Linked DNA regions of Homo sapiens: all the other regions are linked to region 1. A link is a contact called in ENCODE Hi-C or POLR2A ChIA-PET data. All regions are on one chromosome and are shown on one strand. The core of a region is the stretch at or near the end of the contact, and the rest is flanking DNA. Distances in the headings are between cores, read along the strand shown. Region 1 overlaps DDX10 (DEAD-box helicase 10). Region 2 has its middle 350 kb from the start of C11orf87. Region 3 has its middle 310 kb from the start of DDX10.

Region 1 (4,049 bases), core at 924-3,423:
CTCCAGCCTGGGTGACAGAGCGACACTCTGTCTCAAAAAAAACAAAACAGAACAAAACAAAAACCATGTACTCAATACATTAAAGACCAATGAGGCACCATCTACCCCCTCATAAAAATGGAGAACAGGCAACTATTCTACCCATGTCCCATTTTAGTTAGTTCCAAGAAGAAAGAAAGTTCTAAAAACAAGTTTGTCTAAATGTACAGTATCATATACAAAACCTAATCCTAACTGCATTGCTTGTTTAAAACTACATCATTAATTGCAATTAAAAGACTTATTTTTGAACCCACTAATTCATAAATCCTATTTTTAAATAGTCTTTCATTATTATACTGTTCTCTCCCTTCTTTCATGCTGGTCAAAAGAAGCACATTTAATTTGAGTGCATTTTTATTATAAACCACGTTTAAAGATGGCCCACAGGATAAACATGAATCAATCAAAAAAAACAAAAAAAAAAAACACTTAAACACTCATACATTCAAACATCTTATGAAAATTAAATAGAATTTTAAGAAGATCTATTTCTTGCTAGGCTATAAAAAGACATAAAAACCTTCACTTCAGCTGAAACAAAAAGTGACCACATAAAAACAAAAACAAAAAAATTTTCTTCAAAGCTACCCAAAAAATATAAATGTATAGAAATCTAAAAGAACTAAACGCCAAGGGGACTTCCTAGGTAAGCAAGGGATAGCGTACACTTTCATACTTGGGGCCACTTGCTGAAGTGGACACAGGGCAGGTGGTAAAGCAAGCCTGCCAAACAGGACAGTCTGTGCTCGGGCCTAAAGATCCTCACATCCCTGGGAAAGTTTTGAGAAGAGTTTGTGGCATGAAATTGGAAGCAACCATTGGTCCAGTTAGACCAATCCTGGAATCCATATGATAAATACCCAATCATCCAGTTTTGATGAGAAAGAAAACAGAGCAAAAATGTAAAACTGAATAAATAGTCCATCTGTGGCTAACCATAATCATAATCTAAAGATCATAATAAATTCCAATTCTTAAACACTACAAACATCAGCAAGACAAATGTACATTGAAACTTTATTCAGCTCTCTATTTTCTTAAGATCCATTTCTGGATGTGGAATTACTAAGACAAAAACAAGAACTGTAAGGTTGTTAATAAGTATTACCATATGCTATCCAGAAAAATGTTAACCATTTACAATTCCACCAAGAATGTATACCTCCCAGCTTTGCTGCTACAGCTTAACAGCAATGACAGATTGTGTAATCCTTTTTGATTCATTCATATACCTTTCTATGCCACTTAATTCCAAATGACTGACTTTACTATGGTTTTTTTTTATTTGTTTTGTTTTGTTGTTTTTGAGACAGAGCATCACTCTGTCGCCCAGGCTGGAATGCAGTGGTGCGATCTCGGCTCACTGCAACCTCCGCCTCCCGGGTTCACGTGATTCTCCTGCCTCAGCCTCCCAAGGAGCTGAGACTACAGGCGCACACCACCACTCCTGGCTGATTTTTTTGTATTTGTAGTAGAGACAGGGTTTCACCATGTTGCTCAGGCTGGTCTTGAACTCCTGACCTCGTGATCCGCCCACCTCGGCCTCCCAAAGGGCTGGGATTACAGGCATGAGCCACCATGCCCAGCCTACTACATTCTTTTCTAGACAGTTCCTCATACCTCTTGAGCAAACATAGGATACTTTTGGGAGGAAGTGGGGAGTATAGGAAGAAGGAGAGATAGGGAGTGGTCTTCAGCAATGTCTCTGTTTCCTGAACTAGGAAGAAAGGAAAAAGAGATATCTATGATTCCAAATCACTTAGCCTCTTATTAGCCTATACTTTAGAAGGTAAGAGCACAAGATCTAGACTAGATAAGCCAGACTGCCTGGGTTCAAATCCTGGCTCTGTGGATCTTTGAACAAATTGTTTAACTGCTCAAAGATTCAGTTTCCTCACCTGAAAATAGGGATTTAATAATACAGTAAGTAGTCCCCCCTCTATCTGTGGTTTCGCTTTCTGTGGTTTCAGTTACCCCCAGTCAACCAAGGCCCAAAAAATATTAAATATATTAAATGGAAAATTCCAGAAATAAACAATTCATAAGTTTTAAATTGCTCACCCTTCTGAGTAGCCTGATAAAATGTCACACCATCCCACTGTGTCCTGCCCACAATGTGAATCATCCCTTTGTCCAGCATATGCACGCTTAAGACCCCACCCACTTGTTACTTAGCTGTCTCAGTTACTAGACTGAAAAAACATAGCATATATTGGGTTTGGTACTGAGATTTCAGGCATCCACTGGGACCTTGGAACATAACCCCTGAGGATAAGTGAGGACTACTGCAGTCCTAGACCTAACTGACAGGTCATTAGGATTCAATGAGATGACTTTCAATGAGCAGTTTTGCTGAAAAGTAAAGTACAAGAAAGTTTAAACAAACTAAAATAAGATTTTTATGGATTTTTTGCAGCACTAATCAAGTCTTAGCCATAATGATTTACAGTAGCTGTCAACTCACACCACAAAATGCCAAACCAGCACTCACTTACCTGATTCCTTTCTTCGTTTATCTGCAGTTGGAAAAGCATGCTTTGTTATTTAGATAGTAGCAAAAGAAAAGAAATTAGTCAGTACACCTACCTGGCAGTTCTACCTGCTCTGTGAATATATGTGTTGGCATCCTCAGGACAATCAAACTGAAGAACCCAATTCACGGCCGGGAAATCTACAGAGAAGGGATGTGAAGTTAAGAAACTGGTTGCAAGATCTGCCCTGCTGCACTATTTTTATCTTAAAATATTGCTTGCCAGGACTTTTCATCACATCAAACTGATGGATATCATCTATGAACTCTATTAAAAATAAAATTAATTGCATGAACCAAGAGATAGTAAACATTTCTCTTGACAAAATGAACTAAAATTAATGACTGTTTGAATATGAAGATTACTTCGTATCTGACACGGAAGAGACAGATTGCTTTGTGTCGGACAAACAGTGAAATACCCTAATATTTAATAACCCGAAAGCACCACTTCTAATGGGGACATGGACAAAGCTGGAAACCATCATTCTCAGCAAACCAACGGGAACAGAAACCCAAACACTGCATGTTCTCACTCATAAGTGGGAGTTGAAGAGTGGACACAGGGAGAGGAACATCACACACTGGGGCCTGTCTGGAGGTGGGGGACTAGGGGAGGGATAGCATTAGGAGAAATACCTAATGTAGATGACGGGTTGATGGATGCAGCAAACCACCATGGCACATGTATACCTATGTAACAAACCTGCACAATCTGTACATGTACCCCAGAACTTAAAGCATAATAAAAAATTAAGTAAAATAAAAACTAGTCAGGCATGGCGCATGCCTGTAGTCCCAGCTGCTGGGGAAGCTGAGGTGGGAGTATCACTTGAGCCTGGTAGATCGAGGCTGTAGTGAGCTATGATCATGCTACTGTACTCCAGCCTATACTAATAAATATGGCATCTGAGATATGCTTTAGAGTACTCCAAGAGGGACAGGGGGAGGATTATGAAAAAGATAATTGTTAAAGCTGGGTATATGAGGGTAGATTAAACATATTCAGCTTTTGTTTATGCTTCAAATTTGCTGTAATTAACAATACAATAAAATTAAGTGACTGAAGGATTCAAATTATCACCTATTTATTCTCACCCTTTGTTCCTAAGTCTAGTTTTCCTCTCTAGTTACGTCCATCCCCGTCCCATTCCCACAAAGCCAGGAGTTGTATAATCAACAAAGCAGGTTTTGAAAATAAATTTAACTACGCTAAATGTAGTTATTTATCAGATAAAAATTAGAATGATGAAAACATGGACTTCACTGATTTTTCTTGTTAAATGAGTTCAGTATCTATAAACAAGTTTCCAATTTTCAAAGAAATGGGAATTGTTTTCATATCTTTAAACTTTTAACCCCCTTTGATTTTGTAGGTTCCTCAGGATTCTATGGTGTGATTATCATGAAATAGTAAAAAAGATGCAAATACTGTGGAAATTTTCACTGATACATCCTTAATGTTAGTCAACTGCTA
Region 2 (4,049 bases), core at 1,059-3,558, 380 kb before region 1:
TCTTCAAAGTGACTGATTGGACCTCAAGAATAAATGTCCCACAAAGAAAATACATTTAACATCATGGCACAAAAATTAAGAGAGAAGTGACTTTCCCCTACACTTTGCACCTCTCCACACATAAATGCATGCAAACACCTACCCATTGACCAACAGAAATATCACACTGGGACTATTTCCAAAGAGTCTCTGAAAAGTCATTAAGTATTTTGTAAAATACTTCACAAAGAGACAAGTCTTGCCAGCCATCCTTGATGATCTGTCTCCCTAAAATAACTCCAATCCCAGCAGCCTCCCAGGTGCTGGTAGGTAGACAGTGCCACAGTCAGCTCAATCTCTGCGGAGGCCCAGCCTATTTGATGCTGCACATATATGCACTGCCTTCACTTTCATCATCCTTCACACCTACTCTACCCATCCATGTCTCTGCCTGGCCAGTCCCTACTCATTCTTGAATGTCAGTATAAATGTCTCTTCCTGCACAAAGCCCTTGGTGAGTCCCCAGGTTGGTTTCAGTACCCTTTCTATGTGTGTCTTCACCTACACGGGCATTAGTTGACACCATTGTAGTTGTGCATTGACTTGTCTATCTTCACTAAACTGTAGGTTCCTTGAGGACAGAGAATATGTCTCCAGCACTTAACACAGTGTTGGCATATAGAAGTGCTCAATAAATATTTGTTTAATGAATGAGTGAATCCAAACCAGATTAATGGTTGGGATAAAAAACTACTCAGGTCTACTGAGGAACAAACCAATAAACCTGGTGAAAGGGAAGTGGAAGTACCCAGGCACAAAAACCAGGTACTCTCCCTAGAGTTCACAATGAGCCAGCTAGGTGACTGTAAGACCCAGAGATCGGTTCTGCTGAATATGCAATATCAGAGGGCAGAGTAAAGAGTAACAAAGCCAAACCAGTTGTTCCTTGTAAGAAAAGAGAGAAGAAAACCGACACTTAAAGAATACCTATCAGTACCCCTTTTAAGCCAGAAAAGAACTTACAAGTTATTATCACCTTCTCACAGACAAGAAAAATCATGCTCAGAGAGGTAAATAACATGTCAAGTAAATAGCAAAGTTGGTATTGGAACTTGGACCTGCTGATGCCAGAGTTCACACTTTATTTTACTCTATCTTATTGTTTCTGAATTTTCCACAGATTTGGATGTCCATTTCTACATTCTGGGAAATCAGATGGTAGGTAGAAAGCTGGGTACCCTGGAAGCTGTGGCATTTGACATGCAGTAGTGGCACTGAATCAATGAGCAGATGAACAGGCATTCACTATGGTCTGCAAAGGGCTCGCATTGCCAAAGATCTTCTTGTCTTTGAAAACAACTTCAAAGAAAAAGAATAAAGTTCAGAGAAGGGAATGCAAAGGATAATGAGAAGAGAGGGGAGAGTCAAGAAAGCCTCCTCCAGATGGATGACATACGAAAAACATTATATGAAAACATCACAGTGAACACCCAATCTCTCACTGAAAATGGGCAGCAAGACCATCCTTAACTGTCATTATGAGCAGAGACATGTGATATAGTTTGAATATATGTCCCCACCAAATTTCATGTTGAAATGTAATCCCCAGTGTTGGAGGTGGGACCTAGTGGGAGGTGATGGGATTTCTCATGAATGGTTCAGCACCATCCCCTTGGTGCTGTCCTTGTGATAGTGCATTCCTTCTCATGAAATCTGGCCGTTTAAAAGAGTGTGGTGCCTCCCCCACATAGTCCCAGGTCTCTCTCTTGCTCCCACTCACACCATGTGACATGCTTGCTTTTTCTTTGCCTTCTGCCATAATTGGAAGCTTCCTGAGACCTCACCAGAAGCAGATGCTGGTGCTATGCTTTCTATACAGCCTGCAGAACTGTGAGCCAATTAAAGCCCTTTTCTTTATGAATTACCCAGTCCCAGGTATTTCTTTATAGCAATGTAACAACAGCCTAACCCAACATGAATCAGCTACGGGGCCTCAGCCAACTATTAGCACATAGACTCCTGCCTCCAAAGGCGAAGGTACTGAGAGTTAAGAGAAAAGCTTAGAGGAAATGAAAATGCATCCAATTCCCCGTCAAATGAAAATGCTATGGGCCAAAGGCCAAAGAATATTCTTGGCCTGGATGGTGCTCTCCACGCTAAATTTAGCTGATTGCTGAGCTTTTTTTAAGAGGCATCTTATTCAACCTTTTGCAAGCCACAGATTTACCTCCTAATGCACAACTTGCTTCCCCCTGAAGCTGGAACACATTGTCCTTGGCTTTGTCATCTGTGGGAGAAGCAATGCCAACAAAAACTCTGCTGTTATCACCTGGCTCTGCTTGTCCAAGCAGTGCCTGGATGAGGTTCTTTAATGGCACTGACAAAAGGCTCTCTATCCTCAGTAATCCAGCCCACCTCCCCTGACCCCACCATCCCCATAACTATAACCTCATCTTAATTCTTATTAACAGAAATCCATTCTTCTGTGTTTATCACTCTAGCTGCAGAAATCAGCTTTTAAAATGAGAAAACTTTAGGGAGAGTTTGCATGCCCATTAACATAACCAAAATCTGTGCAGATTCTAACACTGCTTGCTTCATTTGCTCCTGATAACACAGTGCAGACTGAGAGGCAGCATGCAAGGTTGAAAAAGCATGAGACTTTAGACTAAGACCTAGATTGAGAGCCTCATTCTTTTTATCCAGACAATCTTCAGCTTGCCTCATATGAAAAGTGAGGATTATGATATCTAGTTTTGCCCAATAAAGGTAAATTAATAATATTTTAGGTGGTTATTAATCTTAGGAATTTTAGGACCAAAAGAACCAAGAGGTTACATGCACAGAGAACGGGGCTGGAGACAGTTTGGGAGAATTGGTGAGTAAGGTGGCGTCAAGACACAAGTGAAGCTAATATCAGACTTATGAGAGTCAGAGTCAGGAAGCACAGAAGCCAACAAAGAAAGTGAGGACAGGGGGAGAAGATGCAGGCCCATCCAACTCACCTAGAGCAGTGGCATATGTATAGTTAGTCATGTTTCGGGTCATCATGTGGTCACCTCTGAGTCCCTAGTAACTAATGTTCATTTGGCAATTGTTAAGTATTTATTAAGTGCAATTGTCTGCCAAGTGATGATCAAGAGAATAGGTTTAGAGCACTTAGGGTTATAGTAAGTTCCTTCCAGACTTTGGGATAAGACAGGAAAATAGCCTAATGCAAAAACTAATAAAACTCAACACACAATGGGTGGTAGTCGTCATTTACAGAAGCAACCCACTCTAGTAAACAGTTAGTAAATAAGTTATCCCAGACAGGGAGAACAGAGCAAACAGGAAGAAGAGAGATCACACACACACACACACACACACACACACACACACACACACATTTACAAATCAAAAGGGCCCATTCCATTGAGTGTTCAGCACAATGAAAGAAAAGTAATCTAAACTTTGGTACATTTTCATGACATTTCAGAGTACTAGGGCTGAAGAGCATACTCTAACCATCCTTAAAGCTTCCGAAGGGAAAAATGGAGCAGTGTCTTCAAGTGAGGAAAACTAATTTCCAACCAAGAATTCTATACCTATGCAACCTAAGATCAAAATGTAGGACAGAGTAAAGGCATTTTCAGAGAATGATGACATGAGATTAGGGAGTGGGGAGTAGTTGCTGGTTAAATGTTTGGATTTTCTTCTCAGGAAAGGGAAGCTACTAGAGGATTCTGACCAGAGAAATGATGTGATCTGACTCATAGTTGATCTTATAGTCTATTTATCTGATAGTAGTATAGTCACTCCATAGCTCTTATGGTTAATATTTGCATGGTATATCTTTTTCCATTCTTTTACTTTCAACCTGTTTATATCTTTGAATCTAAAGTAACTCCTGGGTCATGTTTTGTTTTTATCAAATCTGATAATCTCTTTCTTTTGATTAGATTGTTTAATATATTTACATTTAATATTATTGATATGTTTGGAGTGCCAATTACCACTTTGGCTTGTGCTTTCTACATGTCTCATGGCTACATTGTTTATATGTTTCTATTGTTTATACGTTTCTCTTC
Region 3 (4,049 bases), core at 963-3,462, 280 kb before region 1:
GGTGCACCCTGAAAGCTGCTCCACATGTCTCTCACTCTCTGTCCTGGAGATTCTCTGCAGCCACTTGGGATGCCAGCAGGAGCCACTGGCTATTCACACGGGTGCAGTCTGGAAGAGCAATATCCCTTGGTGCACTGACAATGGACAGCAGGAGCCAATGCTTTTCTTTTAGGTACCTTAGGCAGACAGTTCTGAGGTCCATTTATACAGCTCATTATGCATTGAATCGTGTTCCCAAAACAGATGCTGAAGCCCTAACTCCCAGTACCTGTGAACGTGACCTTACCTGGAAATAGGATCTTTGCAGATGATCAAGTTCAAGGTGGGCCCTATTCCAATATGACTGGTGTCATTTTAGAAAGGGAAAATTTGAAGATAGACTTGCAGATAGGGAGAACATCATGTCAAGATGAAGGCAGCAATCAGAGTGATGTGCCTACAAGCCAGGGAACATCAAAGAGGGTCAACAAACCTCCAGAAGCTAGGCAAGTAGCATAGAAGAGATTCTCCCTAACAGCCCTCAGAATGAATCAACCTTGCCAACACCTTGATCTGGGATTTTTAGAACTGTGAGACAATACATTTCTGTTATTTCAGCCACCCAGCTTTGTGGTACTTTGTTATAGCAGCACTAGCAAACTCATACACAAGTCCTCAGAATTCCCAGTGAGGTGATTCCTCTGTTTCTCACAATGAGGTCCAGCTTGGTAGCCCATGCTTGTGATGGCTTCACTTTAACCCCTGCTTCCATTTTTCCAGCAACCTTCTCATAGTCCCTTGAATCCCAAAATTAAGTCCTCTAATTAAAGCCCCTGCACCAAGCCCTTGACTCTGCTTTCTAATGGGAAAAGCCAGGCTAAGGCACCCACCCTTGGAAGACAGTCAGCCATCAATCTAGGTCCCTGAATGACTACATGGAGGAGAGACCTTGGACTGTTATGTGGGTGAGAAACAAGCTAATCTAGTGTTCACTCACTTGATGGAGAGGAGCCACCTAGCCTACTCTGGGTCACACAGGGTGAGCCCTCAGGGCCTGGCTCTGACAGACACATCCAATGGTGCTATTAGGAGAAATTACAAGGTGTTGGGGCAAAAGGTCACCAGTAACAACGCTCACTTCCGTGTCTTCCCAATGCAGACCTCTTTCGCTGCCTTTATGTAATCAAGTACAGGGGTAGAGTTGCTTTGTGGAGTCCCCTTGTTGGCTTCCTGGAGAATCCTGCCACCTGTCCTTCCCTTCTTCATCCTACCTCACCCCTGCCTATCTATTCCTCCTGGGCTGGGGGCTACTTGGTTAGTCGGATACATTGCTTAACCGCTCTGCCTACTTTCCTAAGAGAGGTATTCCAGAAGAAATAAGAGAAAACCCTAAATATGCTAAAAAGGTGCTATTGGAAACTATTTATTATATTATCAAAACTTCTATGTTTATATCTTGACCCTCGAACTAGACTATAAACTCTTAGTGTCACCAAATGTGTGGAAACCTTTCTTGCTTTGGTAGGAACTGAATAAATATTTTTAAACTGGGGAGGCATGGTGGCTCACGCCTGTAATCCCAGCACTCTGGGATGCCCAGACAGGAGGATCACTTGAGGCCAGGAGTTTGAGACCAGCCTGAGCAACATAGCAAAATCCCATCTCTAAGTTAAAATTAATAAAAATAAATAAATACATAATTTGAAAAAGAATTTATTCTCCTCACATTTAGATTTAATATTCCCTAATCACCCCTTTATCAAATATTATCCCAAGTGTGGTAGTAAAAGAGCAAACTTCAGCATTTTTCCAAGATAATTTTTTTTACACATTTACAAGTGACTGGTTTTAATGCCATGGTTTGAAATGAGCATGGCTGCGGAGAGAACTGGGAAAGTCGTTCCACCCTGGCCTTGCCTCTGACCATGCACATGAGTGGTGAGCTGCTCCTGCTCATCTCCCAGCACACCCTGTACACACATGATAATCAAGCTGCATTCGTCCATCTGGCACTCAAGGACTTGGAAAGGGAGCCGGAAAACATAAAGGCAAATCTCTTTCCACAAAGCTTCCCACCTGCCGAAGAGCTGTGATAACACTCCTATTTTTAGCACAGAATAATCACATCAGGTGCTTAGTGAGGGGCTTGGGGAAAGGGCTGGAAGGGACCAGAAGTTCTGCACACACTCACTCTGTCTCTGTGCTGTGGACACCCTCCAAAATGTGCTTGCTGCCAGTTGCCTTTAAAAATCATAGAGTGAGGCCTGGCACGATGGCCCATGCCTGTAATCCCAACACTTTGGGAGGCTGAGGTGTGTGGATCACGAGGTCAGGAGTTCAAGACTAGCCTGGCCAAGATGGTGAAAGCCCCACTCTACTAAAAATACAAAAAAATTTAGCTGAGCATGTTGGTCAGCACATATAATCTCAGTTACACAGGAGGCTGAGGCAGAGAATTGCTTGAACCCAGGAGGCAAAGGCTGCAGTGAGCAGAGATCGCAGCACTGCACTCCAGCCTGGGCAACAGAGCGAGACTCTATCTGAAAAAAAAAAAAAAATCATAGAGTGTGTGAGAGACACTAGCAGCACAGAATACTAAATACTACAAACAATTTAACTCTGTGGGCAATTATTTGCTCAGGATTTGTGTGTGCCTGCAAATATTTGGGCAAGGTTTGAATGGCAGAGGCATGGAGAGGTAGGGAGTGGTTGAGGGAAGCTAGCCTTATATTTCCCTATTAGGGCATGGTGAGGGCTGTCAGCAGCATTTAGAAACCAGCCTCCAGGGGAAGTGGGTCTGCCCTAGTTTCCAGCATCCTAGAAAGCTCCACGTCTCCCCAATGACACCAGGAAAGCAAATTAGGCAGAGAAAGCAGTGATTCAGTGGCTGGTACAACACTGAGTAGGTCCTGATGCCTAGGAAACTGGAACAGAGTCTAAGTCAGTGCAATTCAACTACAATAAACCAATCAGAGTTATAATTTATGAGCACCTAGTAGGTTTTTTGTTTGTTTGTTTGTTTTTTCTTTTTGAGACAGGGTCTTGCTCTGTCACCCAGGCTGGAGTGCAGTGGCACAATTGTAGCTCACTGCAGCCTCTATCTCCTGGACTTAAGTGATCCTCCAGGCTCAGCCTCCTGAGTAGCTAGGACCACAGGCTCAGGTCACTACACCCAGATAATTTTTTTTAATTTTTTTTTAAGAGATGAGGTCTGTCTTTGTTGCCCAGGTTGGTATTGAACTCCTGGCCTCAGGTAATCCTCCTGTCTCAGCCTCCCAAAATGCTGAGATTACAGGACCACCTGGTATTTACTGGGCCTTTCCAAACTTGTGGATGCAGATGCTCATTCCCACGTGAACACCACTGATCAGGAACTGTCTCGTTTGGATCCAAAGACCAGAGGAGTTTTCCAGTTGTTACACATGTCTCAGTTTTAACCACTTTTGAGAAATACCACACAAATTCTGCTCTGAACCTCTTGCCAATAAAAAAATAAATTATTATCCCCAGAAGCAATCCTGTGACTATAAGCCACAATAAAATTATGAAATATATCAATTAAGGTGTTAACACACTATCCAATGAAGAATGCTGTCGGCTCATCGGATGCAGTAAAATTGATCCACTGGCGTGATGTGAGCACCTGATCAATTTATTTCACTGACAAAGGGATCAATATGCCGATTTTTTATGGTATTAATCATTAGGTGAATTGTATTCGTTCTGCAAAAACCTTTATACACTTAGTAAAAGGGTTTTCTCTCTCAAAACTGTCACTGTGAAGCTTTTTTCTCTGCAGATTTGGCATTTCAGCACTCAGGCCCACCTATGGACTGAGGACCGTGAACACAAAGCAATCAGTCTTAGGTGGCAGGCGTAAGAGGCAGAGGCTTTATTCTTCCAGGAGTGTGATGATCTCACGCAATGCTATAAAAGCGATGGGAATCTAGAGGTGGAACGAGCATTCACTGTCAAGCCTGGGACCAGACAGAAAACTTGTGGCTTTCTTCCCCCATCCTCACTTTCCCCAACACTCTGGTCCCCTGGCGTCTCCCAGTCTAGTGCCATAA

Evidence for each region. A loop is a pair of places that touch in the nucleus more often than their neighbours do. ChIA-PET counts read pairs that join two places held with the same protein, here RNA polymerase II (POLR2A). Pooled maps may share reads with other maps.
Region 2: a loop to region 1 is called in a map with no recorded cell type, with 4 times the contacts of the local background. The contact joins two enhancer-like sites. A Hi-C loop is called at or near these places in 1 of 168 maps with a recorded cell type or tissue (Caco-2), 1 of 37 single-sample maps with no recorded cell type and 2 of 50 pooled maps. POLR2A ChIA-PET finds 5 or more read pairs at or near these places in 1 of 52 experiments (MCF 10A).
Region 3: a map of PC-3 shows a loop between it and region 1 (5-fold over the local background). The contact joins two enhancer-like sites. A Hi-C loop is called at or near these places in 1 of 168 maps with a recorded cell type or tissue (PC-3), 3 of 37 single-sample maps with no recorded cell type and 2 of 50 pooled maps.

What each region holds. Positions count from the first base shown.
Region 1 is chr11:108,692,180-108,696,228 of GRCh38, reverse strand. DDX10 (DEAD-box helicase 10) reads right to left here. Exons shown (of 18, transcript NM_004398.4): 9 at 2,629-2,713. Among named protein-coding and RNA genes, the nearest start is that of DDX10, 29 kb to the right of the region's middle. Within about 2 kb of position 2,173, at least 2 of the 41 ENCODE cell types and tissues checked have a DNase peak (open chromatin) inside an H3K27ac peak, as active enhancers do.
Region 2 is chr11:109,069,995-109,074,043 of GRCh38, reverse strand. No RefSeq gene overlaps it. Among named protein-coding and RNA genes, the nearest start is that of C11orf87, 350 kb to the left of the region's middle. Within about 2 kb of position 2,308, at least 3 of the 41 ENCODE cell types and tissues checked have a DNase peak (open chromatin) inside an H3K27ac peak, as active enhancers do.
Region 3 is chr11:108,973,879-108,977,927 of GRCh38, reverse strand. No RefSeq gene overlaps it. Among named protein-coding and RNA genes, the nearest start is that of DDX10, 310 kb to the right of the region's middle. Within about 2 kb of position 2,212, at least 3 of the 41 ENCODE cell types and tissues checked have a DNase peak (open chromatin) inside an H3K27ac peak, as active enhancers do.